2 separate regions of the Homo sapiens genome follow, and region 2 is linked to region 1. The links are chromatin contacts, found by Hi-C or POLR2A ChIA-PET in ENCODE. All regions are on one chromosome and are shown on one strand. The core of a region is the stretch at or near the end of the contact, and the rest is flanking DNA. Distances in the headings are between cores, read along the strand shown. Region 1 overlaps TRIM54 (tripartite motif containing 54). Region 2 holds the start of NRBP1 (nuclear receptor binding protein 1).

What was found. Hi-C counts contacts between places; a loop is a spot of excess contacts on that map. ChIA-PET counts read pairs that join two places held with the same protein, here RNA polymerase II (POLR2A). Pooled maps may share reads with other maps.
Region 2: a pooled map shows a loop between it and region 1 (4-fold over the local background). The contact joins the promoter of NRBP1 here to the enhancer-like site in region 1. A Hi-C loop is called at or near these places in 6 of 50 pooled maps. POLR2A ChIA-PET finds 5 or more read pairs at or near these places in 6 of 52 experiments (HepG2, OCI-LY7, RWPE1 and 3 more).

The regions. Positions count from the first base shown.
Region 1 is chr2:27,302,001-27,304,688 of GRCh38, reverse strand. The region is part of intron 3 of TRIM54 (tripartite motif containing 54); the gene reads right to left. Among named protein-coding and RNA genes, the nearest start is that of UCN, 5.1 kb to the left of the region's middle. Within about 2 kb of position 1,373, at least 8 of the 41 ENCODE cell types and tissues checked have a DNase peak (open chromatin) inside an H3K27ac peak, as active enhancers do; they include OCI-LY7, where a contact is called at or near this core.
Region 2 is chr2:27,427,255-27,429,942 of GRCh38, reverse strand. NRBP1 (nuclear receptor binding protein 1) reads right to left here and starts at 1,312. Exons shown (of 18, transcript NM_013392.4): 1 at 1,212-1,312. RefSeq lists a silencer at 795-944.

The DNA of each region.
Region 1 (2,688 bases), core at 124-2,623:
ACTTTATCTGTAGATTCATTTCTTGCATCGATTCTGAGAAAGTCTTCAAGATTATCCATTGGCATAATATTGCCTCTTCTCTATTCTCTTTATCCTCTCATTCTGGGAATCTGATTAGACCTGTTAGACCTTCTCACTCTCAGCCTTCTCATCATCTCCCAGAACTGCACGTTCTGTTTTTCTTTCAGTCCTCTCATACTGGTCACTAGTTCTGTTTTCAGACAAATCTATCATTCAATTCATTCGTTGATTTTTTTTTAAATTTTTTTTGAGACGGAGTCTTGCTCTGTCACCCAGGCTGGTCTCGAACACCAGGCCTTGTCCTCCTGCCTCAGCCTCCCTAGTCACTGGGTTTACAGGTTCCAGCCACCATGCCCAGCCATCTGTTGAATGTTTTATATCTATCTATCTATATATATATATATATCTGTATATCTATATCTATCTATCTATCTATCTATCTATATATATATATTTGAGACAAGGTCTCACTCTGTCACCAAGGCTGGAGTGCAGTGGCTCGATCTCAGTTCACTGCAGCCTCGACCTTCCAGGCTCAGGTGATCCTCCCACCTCAGCCTCCCAGGTAGCTGGGACTACAGGCGCATGACACCACGTCCGGCTAATTTTTTATATTTTTTTGTAGACGGGGTTTCAACATTTCCCCAGGTTGGTCTCCAACTCCTGGACTCAAGTGATCCTCCCACCTCAGCCTCCCAAAGTGTCGGGATTACCGGCGTGAGCCACCACACCCAGCTACATGGTTGGTTTTTGATATTCTATTATTGTTTGGTTTTTAAAATTTTTCATCTTTTTTTAAAAAGCATTTGATTTATAGTGACTTCCAATTATTTAATAATTCCAATATCTCAGTTGCTTTTGTGGGGGGTCCTAAATCTGTATTTTTTGTTTCTGCTGACTTCACTCATGGATTACGTTTCTCTGTGCACCTTCAATTGTGATCTAATATTTTATTGATATTAATTAATCTAGGGAATACCTACGGGCCTAAATTGTGCATATTTTCCTCTAGGCAGTATTTGCATTTGCCTCTGTTGAAAGCCAGGTGGCGCAATTTACTGCTTTAGCTCCTAGGATCCTAGTTTAACCTACGGTCTCCGGAAACTTTTTTTTTTTTTTAGACGGAGTCTCTCCCTGTTGCCCAGGCTGGAGTGCAATGACGTGATCTCAGCTCACTGCAACCTCCGCCTCCTGGGTTCAAGCGATTCTCCTGCCTCAGCTTCCCGAGTAGCTGGGATTACAGGGCCTGCAACCACGCCCGGCTAATTTTTTGTATCTTTAGTAGAGACGGGATTTCACCATGTTGGCCAGGTCTCAAACTCCTGACCTAGTGATCCGCCCGCCTCGGCCTCCCAAAGTGTTGAGATTACAGGCGTGAGCCACTGCGCCCAGCCGGGTCTCTGGAATCTTAGCTGCAGGTACCCCTCCTTTTAGGGGTTTGGAGGAATAGTCTGGTCTCTCTAGCTCAGTGACATTGCCAGCACTGGTCCTCTGCGAAATGCTGCCTTTTCTGTGCTTGCCACTCAGGGTTCTGCTTTCAGCTCCGCCTTTTCTCTTCGCCCCTCCCCACCCCCACTGATTTCCTTTGCTTCTATGTACCAAGCAATATAATTTGAAAATTCTGTTTTACACAGAATCTAGTTGTGTGATAGAGAGGACCCTGCAAGTATCTCACCCACCATACTGAAGTCTCTGCTTTCATCCATTATCGAATTTTATCCTTATAGCTACTTTCACAAGTAGGCATTTTCACCCTAATTTTACACATGAGGAAAGTGAGGGCCACAAAGGTCCAGTAACATACCTAGGTGACACACCAAGTCAAGCACAGAGCTAGGACTTTGACTCCAATCTGCTTGACTTTTATTTTATTTTCGAGACAGAGTTTCACTCTTTTTGCCCAGGCTGGAGTGCAATGGCGCAATCTCAGCTCACTGTAACCTCCGCCTCTGGAGTTCAAGTGATTCTCCTGCCTCAGCCTCCCGAGTAGCTGGGATTACAGGCGACTGCCACCATGCCCAGCTAATTTTGTATTTTTAGTAGAGAAAGGGTTTCACCATGTTGGCCAGGCTGGTTTGGAACTCCTGACCTTAAGTGATCCGTTCACCTTGGCCTCCCAAAGTGCTGGGATTACAGGCATGAGCCACCACGCCTGGCTTAATCTGCTTGATTTTATTTTTATTTACTTATTTTATTTTAGGTATTATTATTATTATTATTTTTAGACGGAGTCTCGCTCTGTCGCCCAGGCTGGAGTGCAGCGGCCCGATCTTGGCTCACTGCAAGCTCTGCCTCCCAGGTAAACAATTCTGCCTCAGCCTCCCGAGTAGCTGGGACTACAGGCGCCTGCCACCACGCCCGGCTAAGTTTTTTGTATTTTTAGTAGAAATGGGGTTTCACCGTGTTAGCCAGGATGGTCCCGATCTCCTGACCTCGTGATCCACCCACTTTGGCCTCCCAAAGTACTGGGATTACAGGCGTGAGCCACCGCGCCTGGCCTATTTATTTATTTTTGGATGGAGTTTTGCTCTTGTTGCCCAGGCTGGAATGCAATAGCGCAATCTCAGCTCACTGCAACCTCCGCCTCCCGGGTTCAAGCGATTCTCCTGTCTCAGCCTCCCAAGTAGCTGGGATTACAGGCACATGCCACCACACCTGGCTAATTTT
Region 2 (2,688 bases), core at 63-2,562, 130 kb before region 1:
AATGCATCTAAAATCTGAACAACTAAATAAAATTCCCAGCCAGACTACAGTAGGAAATAACAGTAGAATTCTAATACAGGAAAGCTGTAGCCAATGGGCTCCAGAGAAACTTCTGGACCGAGGACACAAATAACTAATCCACAGTAGGGCACCACAGGAGACACCAACCCTTCATCAGAGATAGATGCCCTTGGAATTTGCTTATCCCCCCCACCTTCCTAATTTTTGTGACTTTTTATCCCTTCCTAATTTTTCCTTCGCAGGCAAAATGAGGGCAGTGCCCAAGATTCTCCAGCACTACTCCTATTGATGAAGAAACCTCTGCGACACTGGGAGTTTTGTCTCGGAGCCGCTGAGAGGTTTTAAAGAGATAACACATGGAAAAGCTCATATACTCCCATAAGGGGATTCTCGCCGCCTCCAGCCACCCTGAGACATGCAGTGTGTTCACTTTGGAGTAATGCAGATCGCCCTGCAAAGTTTTTCCCCGACACTTTCGTTTATTGGACAGCAGCCCCTCTGCGTGTCAACTCCTCTGCAAGAGCTCACGGGCCCAGGCCTCTCAGCTGTCCTCACCCTGAACGGACCAGAGGGCCTCTGAGACCCGCAGCACAGTCCAGTCGGAAATAAAACCGCTCTGGGGAGGAACCCGGCCCCTAGAATTTCACACTCCAACAGGTCGCATGCCCTGCGTCTGGAAGGCAGCCGCGGCCCGCGCGGGAACCAGGCTGGGGCCCAGGGAGCCAGCGGCGGCCACCTCATCAAAGGCCGGACCGACAGCGCAGTCAGGGGCGCAGGCCACGCCCCCGCGCAGTCTGCGCACCTCCCCGCGAGCAGGCCAGGCCAGGCCGCCGAGCTTCCGCAGGCCGCCGGGCCGCGACCGCCGCCCCCGCCCCCGCCCCCACCCGCCGGGCCCCGCCTCTCGCAGCCGGAGTTCCAAGCGAACGCCAGGGCCTCCCGACCCGCGCCCGCAGAATCCCGGGGCGCCGCCGCCAAGCCAGAGACGCCAGGGAGGGCTAAGCAGCGACTGCGGGGCCGAAGCGGCCCCTCGGCTCCAGCAGGCAGGGCCCGATCGGGCCTGGGCTACTGAGTGAGCAGGGCCGCCTTCAGCACCCGACTGGCGGGTCCCACCGTCCCGGGCCTCGGAGGCCGATCCTTCCGTCCTCTCGCGAACCCCTCCCTCCCGGGCCCTCTTTTCCCTGGGCGCTCACCTCCCGACTCCGCGCCCCGCAGCCTGCGCTTCAGCTCCAGCTCGGGTTCCGGGGCCCCGGATCACAGCGACTCCCTCACAGCTGCGCTCCGCAGCGCAACCGAACTGCGGGCCCCGCCCTCGCGGCGCCCGGACCAACGATGGGCGGTGCCGCACCGCCGGCAGGTTTCCATTGGGTGACGTTCTGGGTGGGCGGGGCCCGGCCCTCGGGCGTTCGCTGGGGTGGGCTTCCACCCGCTCTCCTCCCCTTGCGCCGGTCCGGCCGAGACCTCTCGGAGGGGTCGATGTTTTCGGTCCCAGCTGGGGCTCGTCTCTCTGTCCACCCCACCGCCCGGTCCAGGTGCCCCAGATGGTTCTGCTGGACGCAGAGAGGGCCTCCTACCTCTTCTTGAAGGCGCCATGACAGTTCTAATGCCTGGAAAAGACAAAAGGAGCGAAAGACATAGCCTCAGTCCGAGAGGAGCGCCCCCACCCCAGCCCCCGCCTGCATTATTTTGGAACGAGACTGGTGTGCAGGACGCCAATTCTCCGGAAAGCTTTTAAAATTTACCTAACACTGAAAATTAGTAGTTAACGCTTGGTGATTGCTTAGCACTATTTGCTTAAACTTTGTAAGAGGTTTTCACAGATGTTATTTCATTTGATCCTCATAAGAACGAACTCATTGAAATTATCATTCAATGGTAGTTGACAAATGCAAAAACCTGAATCAGAGGTATTAAGCTATTAACCGAAAGTTAAGTTGGTAAGAGCCAAGTCTAGAATCCGAAACAGTAAATTTCATCAAAGGAGACTACGTTGAGAAGATGTTTGGAAAGAATTTAGATTGGTTTCGAGTTAGTGGAAAGAAAAGATGATAAATTCTTGGTGAGCTATTAATCTGCGAAAACTAAGCGCGGAGCCTTCAGGATGGAAGTTCACTCTGCCCTTAGACGTGTATGATGGAGGGAAGATGATGAATCAATCAACAGAACTTGGAAATGTCACAATCACCAAATTTTACTGTCATTAAAGAGAATCTCTAATCCTGTTTCACTGGGAGAAAGGACAACTGGCAGAAACCCTCTCGTTTTCTCATCATCTCAAAATACTCGTTTTTAAAACCAATCTTTCGGCCGGGCGCGGTGGCTCACGCCCAGCACTTTGGGAGGCCGAGGTGGGCGGATCACTTGAGGTCAGGAGTTCGAGACCAGCCTGCTCAATGTAGTAAAACTCCGTCTCTACTAAAAATACAAAAATTAGCCGGGCGAGGTAGCACATGTCTGTTCTCTCAAGCTGCTTGGGAGGCTGAGGCGGGAAGATCACTTGAGCCCAGGAGGCAGAGGTTGCAGTAGGCCAAGACTGCACGACTACGCTCCAGCCTGGGCAACAGAGTGTGAGAATCCGTCTCAAAAAAAAAAAAAAAAAAAAAAAAAAAAAAATATATATATATATATATATATATATATATATATATATATATATGTATGTATGTTTTA